Linked DNA regions of Homo sapiens: region 2 is linked to region 1. Evidence: chromatin loops called from intact Hi-C (ENCODE). Cell type or tissue: gastrocnemius medialis. All regions are shown on one strand. Each heading gives the region's core, and the rest is flanking DNA. Links, peaks and the distances in the headings are about the cores only.

The links. A loop is a pair of places that touch in the nucleus more often than their neighbours do. Peaks named below come from ENCODE experiments on the same cell type or tissue, not always from the same donor. Only the 100,000 strongest peaks of a DNase experiment are listed, where the experiment ranks them.
Region 2: it touches region 1 in a loop (5-fold over the local background); 1 of 110 quality-filtered maps calls a loop at or near these places.

Annotation. Positions count from the first base shown.
Region 1 is chr7:82,407,384-82,415,311 of GRCh38, reverse strand. The region is part of intron 1 of CACNA2D1 (calcium voltage-gated channel auxiliary subunit alpha2delta 1); the gene reads left to right. Among named protein-coding and RNA genes, the nearest start is that of CACNA2D1, 32 kb to the left of the region's middle. RefSeq lists an enhancer at 3,520-5,007. In gastrocnemius medialis, for the core only: no CTCF peak of the experiment used is centred there; a DNase peak (open chromatin) is centred at 4,681; H3K4me3 peaks cover 991 bases; H3K27ac peaks cover 4,000 bases.
Region 2 is chr7:82,200,845-82,208,772 of GRCh38, reverse strand. The region is part of intron 3 of CACNA2D1 (calcium voltage-gated channel auxiliary subunit alpha2delta 1); the gene reads left to right. Among named protein-coding and RNA genes, the nearest start is that of CACNA2D1-AS1, 200 kb to the right of the region's middle. In gastrocnemius medialis, for the core only: no CTCF peak of the experiment used is centred there; a DNase peak (open chromatin) is centred at 3,832; H3K27ac peaks cover 2,953 bases.

The DNA.
Region 1 (7,928 bases), core at 2,570-6,569:
TCCGCCCATCTCGGCCTCCCAAAGTGCTGGGATTACAGATGTGAGCCACCATGCCAGGCCATTTTCAGGTATTTTTATGCAACTTGCAGACTTCATGCCTAGGGATTTTTTCTAGCATTCTTGGACAAAGAGATTTGTATCTGATGTGTCTTCCTGTACTCTTCTGTGGTGCAACCACAGGGGATCTGCTCCAGGTTTGGAAAATGTGTAATGGGTGAATAGGATAATTCTTGTCAGACAGATTTCCCAAGAAATAAAGAGAAACGTTAGGCTTTTAAAGACTTGTTTAATAAAAAAGGGAGCTAATTTAGAAAGTTGTTTTTCTTCTTCCCCTAAATAAGGTAATGTGAGAATAGTTCCTTCTATTTTGGGACATTTTAAGTTAAGATAATATGAATTTGTTAATATGTGCATTGTCAGAATGATAATGATGTGATTATAAGTATGAATGAGTAGCTATAACCAGTGCACTAAACAGTCAATTTTACGGAGGTGTCCACTTCTAGGGTGTATGGACATGTAGAATCAAAGTCCAGGCTCACTTTGAGCTGTTAGTGCTGGCTGTTGAGTGTTAAGTTCAACTTCTTGAAGAAGATATTTTTACAATAAACATTCTGGACACATACACCTCCTTCGAATGGATCAGAATCACTTGTAGCCTGAATCAATGTGGTGTGCCTTCTCTTTCAGGACTTGACACTATGTTTACCCTGGCCTCCCTGGATGGAATGCTCTATACATGCTTTTAATACTCACTGCTGCTCTTGCTTCCCACAAATTAGTATGCAATAGATTATTGTCCATAGTTAGGTTTAGTAGGTCTTCCCACTATTTATTTCTTTCGCCACGTTTGTTTCATGTTTCCTTAACCACTTCTGTAATATGTGTGTGGGGTCAGATGTGATTGTGGCATTTCATACTAGCCAGGGGTCCTTGGGTACAGCAATAAACATCTCTGAGTCTCTATTCCTCATCAGTAAAATGCATTCAAATTCACTCTCTTCTCTAGCACCATGTGTTGTTGTGACTTTCAAATGAGGCAATGTATATGTGAATACTTTGAAGACTGTAGAGCACAATGTTTACATGTGATATCAGGCTATTCATCTTTTTCAGTAAGCCATCATCTTGGAATTTATACCATTAATCTTGCCTTTAGGTTGGTGAATGGGCTGCTTGAGGACTGCTTTTTCTGAGCTCATCTTGTAATTGAAATGAAGTTTGGACATCATTAGAAGTGATGAAGTGCAGACACCAGTAATTGCATGCTATGATTTTGCTACATAAATAGCCTCCAGGTTTATTTGTTGACCAACTAAATAAAATTTTGACTGTATTATTATTACATCTCAGATTATTATTCTAGTACTTCATTAGTTAAACTTTTATTCAGGATAGTATATCATTAATAAAATAATTCATGGTATATTTTCATTTTATATATATATTACATTCTGTATTAGTGAGTATATATGTGTGTATATATTAATCAAATAATTTAATAAGCATTTCCCATCATAGTTCAAGCAGTATTTAGTCTCTGAAGAAACAAAGCCAATAGAACAAGATTGTTTCTTAGATCACTTATAGGCTCATTTTAACAATAATTAACACATTAAGTATTTACATCTACCACCTTAAAAGCTTTATATTTTTCCTAAATTACTTTGTCTTTACAAAGGATTTGACTGCAATTAAGACTCATTGTTTATAATGGAGCTGTTTGGGAAAGAATGGTAATATCTCAACAAATGTTTTTCTGCCAAGTATGAATAATAGAACAAGTCCATTTATTTTCCTAAGGAATGATGGGGCTTGAGAGCCAAACCCAATGTCAGCCATTGTCCTGGGGCTCCCCAGGGAGATGTGGGTCATGAGAGTGAAGCTCTGCAGCCAGGCAGAGGTGGGAAGACTCTGAAGAGGCACTTCACAGCCCTGGCCTGAAAATGCAGACACAACAATTCTTTGGCAGAGAAACCAGGGCATGAGTAGAAATAAACTTGCTGATAACCCATTTTCCTTGGGTAAATGTTAAATATTAGAGATGAAAAATTAATAAATTAATATGAAGTTTCTTTTGCACAGATATAAAAATTGTTCCTCAGACAAAATATAAAAGATTAAAAGCGATTGACTAAGAAATGTTCAATTACGAACTACTTGGAGATGTTATATGAGAAATACTGAGGTAGTCTTATCAAAATCTGTTCGACATGAAAACATAGAAATAATATATAGATATGGGACTAATTCAAATAATAGTACTTCTCTAATTTTTAAGATTAAATTATTACAGTTAAGAGAATTTAGCAAACTAAATACTTTTAACAAACTGTTAATGCTTATTTGAATGGCTTATAAACACTTTAGAGCTTTCTCCTTTTGTCATTTGAGAAAAATAACGGGAAATGTTTCTGTTATTAATTCTGAATTAATTCTGAATTTAACAAAATGTTTTGATAATTTCAAGGGAGATGTATAATGTTCACTCTAAATAGACTTTTTGAATATCAAGTACTTTTTAACATAGATTTCTGCATAATTTTCACCACTTAGACCAAGAATTGATGATTTTCTGATCAGATCGTGATATTTTCTGATTAGAAAATCATCAATTCTTGGTATATCTTTCAGAAATAAACTGAGCAGTTACCAAGAGACTAACAAATGATTTCCACATTCTTTGAGAACCAAATCAGAGGAAATGGTTTAAATAGTTACAAGCACTAGGCCGGGCACAGTGGCTCACGCCTGTAATCCCAGAACTTTGGGAGGCTGAGGCGGGCAGATTACTTGAGGTCAGGAGTTCGAGACCAGCCTGACCAGCATGCTGAAACCGCATCTCTACTAAACATACAAAAAATTAGATGGGCTAGTGGCCCGTGCCTGTAATCTCAGCTACTCGGGAGTCTGAAGGAGGAGAATCGCTTGAACCCTGGAGGCAAAGGTTGCAGTGAGCTGAGGTTGTGTCTTTGCACTCCAGCCTGGGTGACAAAGCAAGGCTGTGTCTCAAAAAAAAAAAAAAAAAAAAGTTACAAGCACTGATAGCTTTGAACACAGTTACAAATATGTAAGTGAAGCCCTGAACAGTTTTTGGAAGACTGATCAAAGTGTCTAGATACAAATACATGTGAGATATGGCCTGTTTTTTGTGTTTTTAATGCACAGATAACATTGTATATATTTATTATGTACCTGATGTTTTGAAGTATATATACAGGCCTGGTGTCTTGATCAAAGTTTATATTTAAAAATGACTTGTCATGTGTTTGGTGACACCTATGTGGATGGCAGCTCAGCAGCACCATTTGAGATTTAGGTAAAGTGGTAATGATTAACTATGAAAGAGGGTTTTTTGGGGATTTGCAAATCCAGATAATGGGGAGTGTGTGTGTGTGTGTGTGTGTGTGTGTGTGAGATTTAGTTTTCGTTTGGCTTGAGGTAAGGAGTTTAACATCCTGAGGTACTCTGAATTGCTGTGAATTTTTTTTTTACTTCTCAGCAAATTTAGACATGTCCTGTGCATGCCTATTGCGAGAAATGCCTTAAAATGCAGAAGTGTCTCCAGTGAAGACTGCTACTCAGGAAAAATTCCCCAAGATATTTTCTACTTCTAGTTCTTCTGCTCCATATACCAGAAAGAATGGGAAGAGGCAAGGTGTCCGCATACCTGTATGGAGAATAGGCTTTGAGGTTTTAGATTCTTGGATGTACATATAGGTGCTTATTTTAAAATGTCAGCAATATATTTTAAATAATATTACTTCTTTATCTTTTGAATCATCAGCTGTTTATTTGGTTAACAATTTGTTGTTAGCAATAATAATAATTGGTGTCATCTATTGAGTACTAGATACCAAGCAGTATGGTAGTGTTTTGCTTATATTATTTAATTCTGGTCTCAATTCTATAAAACAGGGAAATATGTTATTTTCGTTTTTATAAATGAAGACACTGAAGTATTGAGCAGTTAATAAATCACCTGTTCTGGACTATATAGACAGTAATAGTGGGGCAGGGCTATAACTCAGGTCTATCTGATTTCAAACTTTCTCTCAACCACTACATTGCATTCCCCTCTCACGCAGAGCTGCTCAGGCACCAGATTATTTAAAATAACATTTATAATAAATATGGCCTTACTTGGAGGGCCATTAAAAGATGTTGCTAACAAGTTCATACTTTCACTTTCTCTAGGCTAGTGATTGTTACCTGGAAGACACTCTCTAGATAAAGGAATGGCTTTTAAAACTCTTGCTTCTCTCAAAGAATATATAAAGTATTAAAGGAATAAACATTTTGTTTTCCAGAATAATACATGTGAAAAAATATCTTCAAAGTGAAATAGGCAAATGAATATCAAAGAAGCTTATTTTAGAATGTAATCCTATGAGAGAGAGGGCAGTCTCGAAAGATTAAAAAAGATTCCTTTTATGATTATGAATTTGAAACAGCTGGAATGAATGCAGTCATGAGGATCATTTCTGAAAGTGAGGGATATAGAAAGTTAAAAGACTCATCGCTTGGTACTGAGATCACCTGCTTCGTAACAGACAGAAATAGAAGAGTACAAGTGTTAAGAATTCATTCTGCCTTCCCCGTGCTTTTGTCGCTTTATTTTTAGAGCTCTGCTAGCAGCAGTTGGGAGCAGGATTTGCCCTTACGCGCCTGCTCAGTCAGACTCGCCTTCTCTCTTGCAGTCTGCCTCCCTTGACAGGTGTGAGGGACTTCCTAAGTGTCGCAAGCCAGCCACCTGGCATCAGCCACCCCTGATGTAGCGTGCACCTTCAGACCACTGAGCTCATGAAAGAGGTAATTTTTCTACTGCCTGTTAACATGCGTTAGTTTTTTCTTAAGGCTAAGCCAATCAGAATGAAAGATGTTGGATAGATAGCAGTACAGAAGTGATAAACAATATTTAATAAAAATGGATTAGGTAAACCGCTATGATGGATTGATTCATAAGGAAAGGATGAAAAGGTATATTTTAGGGCCTCCCCTACACAACCTAAGCAGATATTGTAAAAGTCTCAAATCACACAAACATACCTTTTCTTGTAATAAAGTAGAGCATCTTTTTTTCTACTAAAATTCTGCATGTGTGTTTATGTTTCTGAAGAAACTAGAGGAACTATTACTTAGAGGTTTATCTAAAGCATGCTACTCAGGAGAAAAGTAAGTGTAATAGTTTAAGATGCACGGTTTCAAATACATGCACCAAATAATGACATTTTATTCAATGATGGGCCCCATATATGGCAGTGGTCCCATGAGATTATAATACTTTATTTTTCTGTAGCTTTCTATGTTGACATATGTTTAAATATACAGACACTTATCATTATGTTACAGTTGCCTACAGTATTCAGTACCGTAGCGTGTTGTTTGTAGCCTAGGAGCAGTAGGCTATACCATACAACTTAGATGTGTAGTAGGCTATGCTATCTAGGTTTGTATAAGTACACTCTATGATATTTGCACAATGACAAAATCGCCTAACAATGCATATCTCAGAATGTATCCCTATCATTAAGTGTTGCATGACTGTATTTAAAACCCAGAAAACGATAGTGTGCGAAAGAGACCTTAGGCAATGATTTTCTCAGGAACTCTCAGCAATCACATTGTACATTGGAATTACGAGAGGTACAGTGGCTTTATACCACAGATACACATTTGAATCGCCTGGGGAATTTAAAAAAGTTACCAGCGCCTTGGCCCTACCCTAGAGATGAGGATAATTGGCCTGGCATTGGTATTTTTAAGAATTTACCCAGATGATTTTAGTGTGTAGCCAAAGTTGAGAATCACTGAATAGGAGAACCTAACAGTAACTAGTTTCTGCTTTTGCCAATACTTGCATCATGTTGGGTACCACACTTTATTTCTTCATATTTCAGTTTCCTGTATTAAGAGGCTACCAGAAGAAATAGACCTTTAAAAAATTGGGGAACTCTGTAAGGTGCATTCAGAATTATTTACATCCACATATATTTGGCTTGCATGACTTGCAGAAAAAACATTTTAAAATGTACTAACATAATTGAAAAAAAGTCACAAGACTTTCAGTATCTGATAATCTACAAGTAATAGTCACTCAAATGTTGGTTGAATACCTACTATATAGAAGGCACTGGAAAGACTATGGATTTTGGCCTTTTATTTGTTCTCAAGTAATTACAAGCTGGGGAACTTATAGATATAGCCAAAGAAATAATTAATATTTCAAAGCTGTGTGTGCCTCACAGCTAGGTACAATAGTTCAATAATGAATGCAAAAAAAAAAAGAGTGACAACTCTGGGCTCATGAGGTCACAGAGCCTTCACAGAAGCTATGACATTTATGAAGTTAACCGTGTTGTTGGTTTGCCATCCTCCCCATCACGTCTTTTCTCTTAAAGCTTTAGTATCTTTGAAGCTTTGTTGGTAGCTTAAAATTGCCTTAAATTGTCTTCTCTGTGTACATAAAATTTCTTGGGACCATCTGTAATTAGTTGACTACGCTGTGTTTACAACTGCCTGGTACCTGAATACGGTGCTTATGTAAAATGGTAGCTTTCAATTTGACTTACAGAATGGAATAGGATTTAGGCCCAAGTACAATAGGGTGGATTTTCCAGTCCAAGGTTAGAAGGAAGAAAACACTAAACAAAAGTAGAAAGTATACAACTTGATTGAAAAAAGAGAGAAAGTTATCTCAACAGTATCAGAGTACATGTCCAGGATCTGTTCTGTGCCGTATGTGCTAAGTGTATCTTTATTATTATGTTTACAACTTCCCCCAGGTATTAATTACCTTTATTTAGTAAAAAGAGAGGTTCAAAGAGTTTCATATATTCAGATGTCATACAAAGTATCATACATTAGTAAGTCAGGTTTCGTGTACTGTCCCAGCAGCCATTCTGGTCTCAAAAGCATTGTTCTTCTCACTCTGCTGTGCTGCCTTGTGTAAAGGGATATGAGAGGAGATAAAAAGAAAGTAAAAGGAAAGGCCAGGCACTGAGTCACATACCTGTAATCCCAGCAGTTTGGGAGGCCGAGATGGCAGACCACTTGAGGTCAGGAGTTCGAGACCAACCTGGCGAATATGGTGAAACCCCGCCTCTACTAAAAATAAAAAAAAATTAGCTGGGCATGGTGGTGGGTGCCTGTAATCCCAGCTACTCAGAAGGCTGAGGCACAAGAATTGCTTGAACCTGGGAGGCGGAGGTTGCAGTGAGCCAAGATCATGCCACTGCACTCCAGCCTGGGCAACAAAGTGAGACTCAGTCTCAAAAAAAAAAAAAAAAGAAAGTACAAGCCGGGTTGTGTAGTCCTTTTAATGCAAAGAATATATTTTATTCTGATGGAAGTTGGGAGCCATTGAAGATTATTGAAGGAGGAATATCTTCTAGGTATTTTAGAAGATAATCTATCAGGGATAGATGGGCTATATCTATTAGGCATAGAATCCCTAATCTATCAGGGATAGATGGGCTATATCAGTTCAATAGAAATGATTATTTGTTCAAAAATGATTTATTGAACAAATACTATGTTCTACAGTGTCTAGTCCCCAGGAATAGAGTTGCATTAATTAACACTTATCCAGAGAACTCTTATTTAATACACTATAGTATGTAAAGTGCAGATGCTGTGTCTTATTTATCTTTCTCCCACCTAAATTGTCTAAAAATAATAATTTTTGCAATTTTCCAACTGTATGTCAATGCTGTTGTTACTAATAAATTGTATTTGGAAATCTTCATGAATTTATAATAGCATAAATTGGTATCATTGTTAAAAGGAATCTTCATTCAAAAATTTTAGCAAGCATTGCTCTTACTAGACATTTTTGTGACCAATGTGCAGACCATCAAGAAAAAAATCAATTAATAAATAACAGTAGTAGTCTTTCAATATTTGAGAGATAGAGGATTACATTTTAT
Region 2 (7,928 bases), core at 2,145-6,144, 210 kb after region 1:
TTGTACAATGCAACTCTTGAACTTATTCCTCCATACTAAAACGTTGTGTACTGGGGCTTTTCTTGGATAAATATAAACTGATAAAATTTGATAATGATAATGAATGCTTATAAATCTGATAAAGTAAAGATATTTCTAAAACCATTTTCAGTACTTTTTAACAAGAGTTACAGAAGCAAATTTAAGGGGAATTATATGAATAGTAGATTTAGAATATGAATAATGTCACTCATCTTAAGTGATTTATTTTTGTTTAAAAACACATTGGGAAGTTACCTGTGTAGTTGTTAATCTAATTATAATTTTATATTTGATTTCAGGCTATTTGAATATAGCCTCTGTGATGCAGAAATAGCAACAAACATATTTGGTAAATTGAACAATCAGCCTGAATATTTTTTAATGTAAATTCTATAGCTTTCTGACAAACTATTAATGATATCAAGTCGTTAATGCTATGAAATAAGAGTTCCTGTAGAAAATAGAACCTAAGTACTATCGTTAATGTATATTATTTACATACATATATTTATACATACACTTATATAATGCATATTTATTAAACATTTAAAAGGTAAAAAACAATTTTAAGGATCAAATCTAAATTTGAGTCATTTTCAGTAATTCTTGCAATATCATGCATTGCACTGTGAATTCTGTCACTATATTATAGAAGCACCATTCTTTGTATAAAGTGACAGCCACCTTTTCTCACCCTTAAGGTATATGGCACAAGTTCACAGCAAGTCAGAATGTGATATGTTGCTATTTGCCATTAAAAGTTAGACAGCTTTATAAGCCTCTTAGGAGAGCAAGCAATGATCTTTCAACTTCAGTAATGAAGAAATGGGAGGGTTTTGTATACCCTCTATAGCAATATACTGTGCATGTTTTTCAATATATATGTGTTTAGAAATATTGAAAACAAATCTATGGAATGGGAAAATCTGTAATTTCCTAAATCTATAGAATTAAATTAAAATGGGCATATTGTTGTTGCTTCCACTTAAACAAGACTGAATTTTTTGGAACAAAACCTAAAGAGGTTATTAAATTCCTACTAAGTACCAGCTTCTTTTTCTTCACCTCTGGAGCTACCAGCAGGTGACTATGTGGCCTCATTAAGGCCGTAGCACAGGGTCAAAGATTAAAATTGCCTCTGTCCTGATAACTGAAAAAACTGCAGCCTCCAAATTAGTATACTTGTGTCCAAATTAAACAGTAATGCATACTTTTTTTTTTTTAACCTCAAATCTTCTCTAATCAAACATGAAAAGTACAGCATAGGATAATTGTTAAATGAAACAAAATGTTATAATTTTTGGATGGCATTTGATACTTTACAAAGCTGTTTTATTGTGAATGTCTCATTTGTCCCATACAATGATTCTGGGAGGTTTGCAAACAATTGCTAAGAAAAAGACATATTACAGAAGCATGAACTGAGGCATAGAGAGGGAATTTTTCTAAGAGCACAGAGCTACTATGGTAGGACCATGTTTACTGAATTCAGCCTGCTCCATTCTGAGACCTGGGAGCGATCATGTGCTCAGCCAGGGGCTGATATAATACCCTCTGACACCTACCAGCTCCCCACCCCAAGTTTTTGAAAATATGTGAGGGTGTTTTGATTGTCACAGTGAAACCTGGTGGCATTTAGTGGGTGGGGCCAGGGATACTCCCATAGAAGAGGACTTGTTCTGCCTAAAAATCTTGTAATGCTCCTGTTGCGAACATTTACAATCACCTGGCCTACCAGGAAAGGGAGTTTTTGCAATTTTATAACTATGTTTAAATTCCATTCAATAAATGTATTCCTTGTTTTTGTTTGTCTTTATAAATGAGTCTAATGTTATATGGTTAAAAAAAGATGTTTATTCTCTAAAGAATATTATATATAGGATGGTTAAAATAATACATAAGTTTCATTATTGTTTTGTTTTTTAGTTGTAACACATACACATATAAACATATCTATATCTCTCACTGTATATCCTGTTAGTTGTTATTCTTCCAAGTTAGTAATGCCACTATTGGAAAAATAGTTTTTATCCTATTTTAAATTTGGGATCCTGCTATTATATTTTACTACCAAAAGCATTGGTTACCTCCTGCCATTTTGAGACCTAGAAAAAAGATAATAAGCCTCAGGCATTGCTGGAAGAAATGGAATAGAAACTGTTCTTGCAATTAAATTTGCATCTTTTATGGCATATTTTTAATATTTTATCTGAGTGCAGCTAATTATTTTGTTTCCTAAGTATCTAATTTGGTTTACTGAATGTTTTAGCAGTGGTAGTATTGCTACCATTTGATGAAGTAGGAAGTAAAATATGCATGGTTGTTACTTGTTAAGAGTTATTACAATTAGTGTATAATAAATGTTTGATTTCATGGTTATTATATACTTAGCTCTTTTACCTTTCTCATTCATGAAAGATAATTTTAAAAACTGGTAAATTTTTAAACAGTCATTCTGTGCAAAAATATAGCCTTTAAACAACAACGACAAATATATATATATATTTATCTACCAACAACTAAGAAGTATGATCTAAGTGCAGTTAATTGATTCACACTGAGCTTGTAAATTTGATTTCAGAAATAATAGTTCAGGATTTAATTCAAGAAATTGAAAAAAGAAACTCAAAACATTTACATTCAAGTCATATTTTGTTAAGTACATATTTTAAAGTCATGATTAATAGAAGAATCATATACTTCAGAAACAAATTGTCCTTTAGAGATTAATGGGAAACCTCCAGATAAAAGCACATTCTTGTGTTTTTTTCTTTAACTTTTAATTAACTAGTTAACAAAACATTTTTAACAAAAAAATTTTTAAGTTATATATCTATCAAAATGAAAAGGATTAGAAAAGGTGTATGTAATAAAAATAATTGGAGCAAATCAGTTTAACTTGGTTCAGTCTTTTTAATGGGAATTATTTCAGAGTGTATCACTGCTCTGTGGTTACCTTTTTAATACTTCAAATGGTCAGCAATTATGCATTACATGAGTTGAATTTATATTTGTGTAATCTTGGAAAACGTAAATAGCAAAATCTACTCTTCAAAATGACTTATACTGTAGAAATAATTGGGGCTACAGTATCTGCATTCTTCTAGGATATTCTAATAACTTAGACTATTTGGATTGTAACCATTTTTGACGGGAAAATATAGCAAATATGTGTGTGTGTGTATTCTAATTTTTTTTTAAAAAGGTAATTTCTTTATTTTATCTGTGTCCTCTGTCAACAATAGAAAGACAACATATGTTGTCCTACTTGTTGAAACTTAAAAGACAGGGAAAGAGTTATCAGTTGGGAATAATACTTAGCTGGAAGGGAGTAAGATTCAGTAGGTACTGCCCCCATTACTACTCTAATAGGAGCAGACTTAATGAGCAAAAGATTCCCCCCAAGCCTTCAAAATATTCATTTCATATGAATATATAAAGAAACACATTGCAAATATATGATTTTAATAATTATGTGTTACATATATAAATCTATATTCTTTAAATCATTATATAAATTTTGGGGCATGTCACACCAAATATCAGATTCCAGCCCAAGCTAAGGACCAAGGGGAGTGGGTGGACAAGTGGCAGGTAGCTGAAAGAACACTCAGGGAATCATAGGGAGTTTTGACATGGCTTTACTCTTTCTCTGGATGCAAGTGAGCCTGGGCATGAACTTGGGTGCAAGCCGACCTGGGCATAAGCTGCATGTACAGTGTCAGCAGGGTAGTTATGCCTTTGACAGACAACAGTGACTCCGATCCAAGCATGAGCTCACTTGGGTGATCACCTAATGCACCTCACGTGGCATGGTTACATAATGAGTGGAGTTGTGCACCAGTGCTCCAAACTCGCTGAGTCATGCTGGACTGGATGTCTGCCTTGGCCTATTCTTGACCACAGCATATCCATTTTCCTTACACTCCACCCCCTAGGCCAAGGCAGACATAGGCCTTGGACACACAGGTCTGACACAGAGGCCTTATACATAGGCTCTGGGCACACAGGCCCTGGACACACAGGTCCAACACATAAGCCTTATGCATAGGCTCTGGGCACATAGGTCCCAGAAACACAGGTTTAACACATAGGCCTTACATTCCACTCCCTAGGCTGAGGGAGTTTTTCTAGTGAGGAGATGTGCCCACAGGGTGGAATCCTGGACCCAGAGTTCACAGCAGTAATACAGGGAACAACAACTCCAGGTTATGGCAGGCAACCACCCCATGGTGACTTTACCCTAATGTTGCTTCATACATTAAGCCAGGTTTTTATTTCCCTACCTTTAAGGGTGTTGGGGCAGGCAGCAACAGGTTACCGTTCATCCGCATACCTGGTTGGAGAAGGTCATCCTTCCTCCCCTAGGTCTTGCCACATGGCCTGGCCGCATATGGGCCTGTGACCAACTAGTTACTTTTGTAACTTCTAGGTAGTTAACCACAAGGCTAAGACTCGATAAGCTCCCCAGCTGTCGGTGCAGGTTATCATAGTTGTCACCTCCTTGGTGATCACCATTCACATTGCTCTAGGTTCAGCCCATTGACTACTTTGTCCACACCTGGTATCAAACCATATGGTGTCAATACTAGGTTGGAGTGCAACAGCAGTCCAGGCAGCAGTAGCACCTTGGCTAAACCCATCTGTGTACTATGCCCCATAGGGAATGGAGGATGCCCTTCCTTAAACGGTGAAGGCTTGAGGTCTAGGGGTGCCTCAGGCCCCATGGCCTTATCTTGCATTAGGACTACAGGTCCCAAGATCTCTTGCAACTCTGCTGCTACGGGACTTGTACTCAGCATACTTGGCTGCTCCAAGTAGGTGCCCCACTTTGCTAAAGTGGATGTCTGTGCGTCCCAGTTTGGGGGGTCATTTTCCATGAATGCATCCATCTGCTATTAGGTAAGTTGTCTGCACGATGACTGTAGCCCATCCGGCCATGCTGTCATGAGCCTGAAGGGCAGCATATGCAGTTACTAACTGCTTCTCTGTCAATGAATAATGGAGCTCAGCTCCTTTCCATAGCTGAGACCAAAAGCCTACTGGTGTTCTCAAGCACTCCATGCGCTGCTATAGACTCCAGCCAAAACCATCTGTGGTCACATGCACGTGCAGCTCAAATAGGTGCCCTGGATCAACTACCCGTAGGGCTTGTGCCTGCTGAATAGCCCGTTTGGCTGCCTGGAAGGTGGTCTCAGCCGCACCATCATAATTCTAGGCAAGGGGAGCTTTGCCACTTCTAAATCTGCAAGACAATCAGAGGTTAGCATAGTATCATTAACAAGACCATGACATATGGTGGGGCTATGCTATAGCCCTGCAGCAACACTGTGAAAGTTCATTGTCGCCCTCCCGTGAAGGCAAGCTATTCCTGGCTCTCGGGAAGAGAAGGCATTGGCCAAGTCCACTACACAGTGGTACTGTCCCAGTACTGTCAAGCGGTCCATCAAGTCCACGATAGATGGCACAGCTACCAAGCTGTGTAAAATATTTACTTCCAGAATGTATCCGTGCTGGTGTCTACCAGCACCAGCACTCTCTGTATGTTGGTGGGGTACAAGTCGATTGTCAGCTCCACACGTGGCCTCTGGTTGTCAGGTATCCCTGCAAGCCGGGCACTTCAGCCAGGTCCCTCATCAAACAGCAAAGGCTTTATACTCCCTGCATGGCTGCAGCACGTAGTCTTTGAGTTGAAGCACCTAGGGGGGACCGGGTTGCACAGCAATGTCCTTCTCCCGCTTGGGCATTTTCTGGAAGTGCTGCTCTGGGGACAACTGTCTCCACAAAGTTAAGAGTACTTCATTGGGCTGCTTATTTATTTTCTCTCTGTCAACCTGGCCAAAATCAAATCTATCCACATCTGTCAGCGTGTCACTCATTAGGGTCCCTTTTCTCCTCTGGGAGGACCTCTGAGGTGGCGCATTTTCCCCGTCTTTACAGCGCGGACCCCTTGGTTCTGCCAACAGCCTCCTCTGTATCAGACCTAATGGGGTCTCCGACTGAGACAACGGACCCAGGCCTGCATTCACAGCAACCTCTAATACCTTTTCCAAGTTCTGTAGCCAGGCCTCCAGGTGCCCACCAGCACCTGGAGTGCCCTTACCTCCGCTGCATCCCTCAGGGGCTGAGTGTGTACTTCTTGTACCGCGGTCAAAAATGCACATCCAACTCTGCCAGCAAAGGCTTATTCCTTCTTGGTGCTCTGTACTTCAGCTGTTTCAGCGCCTTCTCCATCCTCACGGGGGACCCATCTACTGCCGCCCAGGTTTCCACTGGATCCCATCCGAGCAGTAAGCTGCCACCGGCCACCACAACCAATGTTTCAGCTGCATGGCTGACTCAGAATCAGTGGGGACCAAAGGCTCACTCTCCTCAGTATCCTGCTGGCTATACCAAGTGTCAGGTTCCAGCCCAAGCTGAGGACCGAGGGGAGTGGGTGAACGAGTGGTGGGCAGCTGAAAGAACACTTGAGGAATCGTAGGGAATTTCGACATGGCTTTACTCTTTCTCTGGGCGCCAGCAAGTCATGGGTACGCGCCTGGGTGCAAGCCGTATGTACAGCGTCAGCAGGGTAGTTATACCTTGTACATACAATAGTGGCTCCAAGCCAAGTACGAACTCACATGGGTGATCACCTAATGCACCTCACCTGGCTTGGTTATATAATGAGTGGAATTGTGTGCCCGCACTCCAAACTTGCTGTGTCTTGCTGGATCAGATGTCTGCCTCAGCCTGTTCTTGACCGTGGCCCATCCGTTTTCCTTACAGGACAGTATCATTGTCTTAGTCCAGGCCTCCTAGAAGCAGAGCCTGAAATTGAATTTCTTGTTTGTTCAGAGGGTACTCAGGAAGAACAGGTAAGGGAATGTGGGAAGCCAGAGAAAGAGCTAAGCAAGAACAAGCTTTCAGCCAGAACACTCCTTTCAGCCTGATCCCATGAGGAATGGTTAGCATGAACTGCACTACAAAATCAGTCTCACATCAGTGATGGTTAGGGGTTAGCCTTTTGTATTCCTGCTAGAATCCATCATTGGCTGTAGGCCCCAGGGAGAAGAGGTGGGGACTAGCGAAGGGTAGCAAAACCTCTGAGGAGCCTCTGTTCAGCTGAGGGTCATTCTTTAGAGAAGGGGCAGCTGTAAACTGTTTGCAGCTAACACTGCACCTGGGGGAAGAGTGCACCTGGGCATGTAAAGGGGACCTGAATAATCAACATTGTGCAGTCACCAACATTGTCCAACACTTAGTGTCGTTTTTGATAATCCAGTGTATTTGCTAAGTGGTCTTTGTGAGCCCATGATGCTGGCCAAATTATCCAGACACCTAATGTATTGTTTGAAGTATTTTTGTAAGTGATACTAGGTACACATTCTAAAGTGATTAAAAAAATGTGACTAGATGCATGAGAACCAAAAGCAGATTATATGTGATACATCCTTACTGAAATTCTGAGATTTCAGTGTCACTAGTGAGCACTTCTCTTTCCTTAAATCATTAACCTTCCTTTTCTAACACCCTCAACTTCTCCTTGGTTGTGCTTAGCACACAGGCTTGCTTGCTATGTCTTTTCCTTAGTGCAAATAAGATCTGTCGAGCTACTGCTGTCACAAACACCTCTTCCAATACCCTACCTGGTATCTAGTGGTATCACATCTATTATTTGTTGAGCAAATGAACAAGAGGTACTAGAAATGAATAGAGTCACCTAACAGTAGATATACTTGAATAATCAATAAACATATACACTTTGAGATTATTTTAAAACTCTGTTTTATTAGGAACCCTTTATAAAGTGCACAGTTCTGTTACCCATGCATAACATATATGCACACGCATGCCTTATCGTTCTCCAGTCATAAGATTGCTTGTCTCAAAAGCTGCATATCTCATTGCCTTTCTTGTGTAATTGG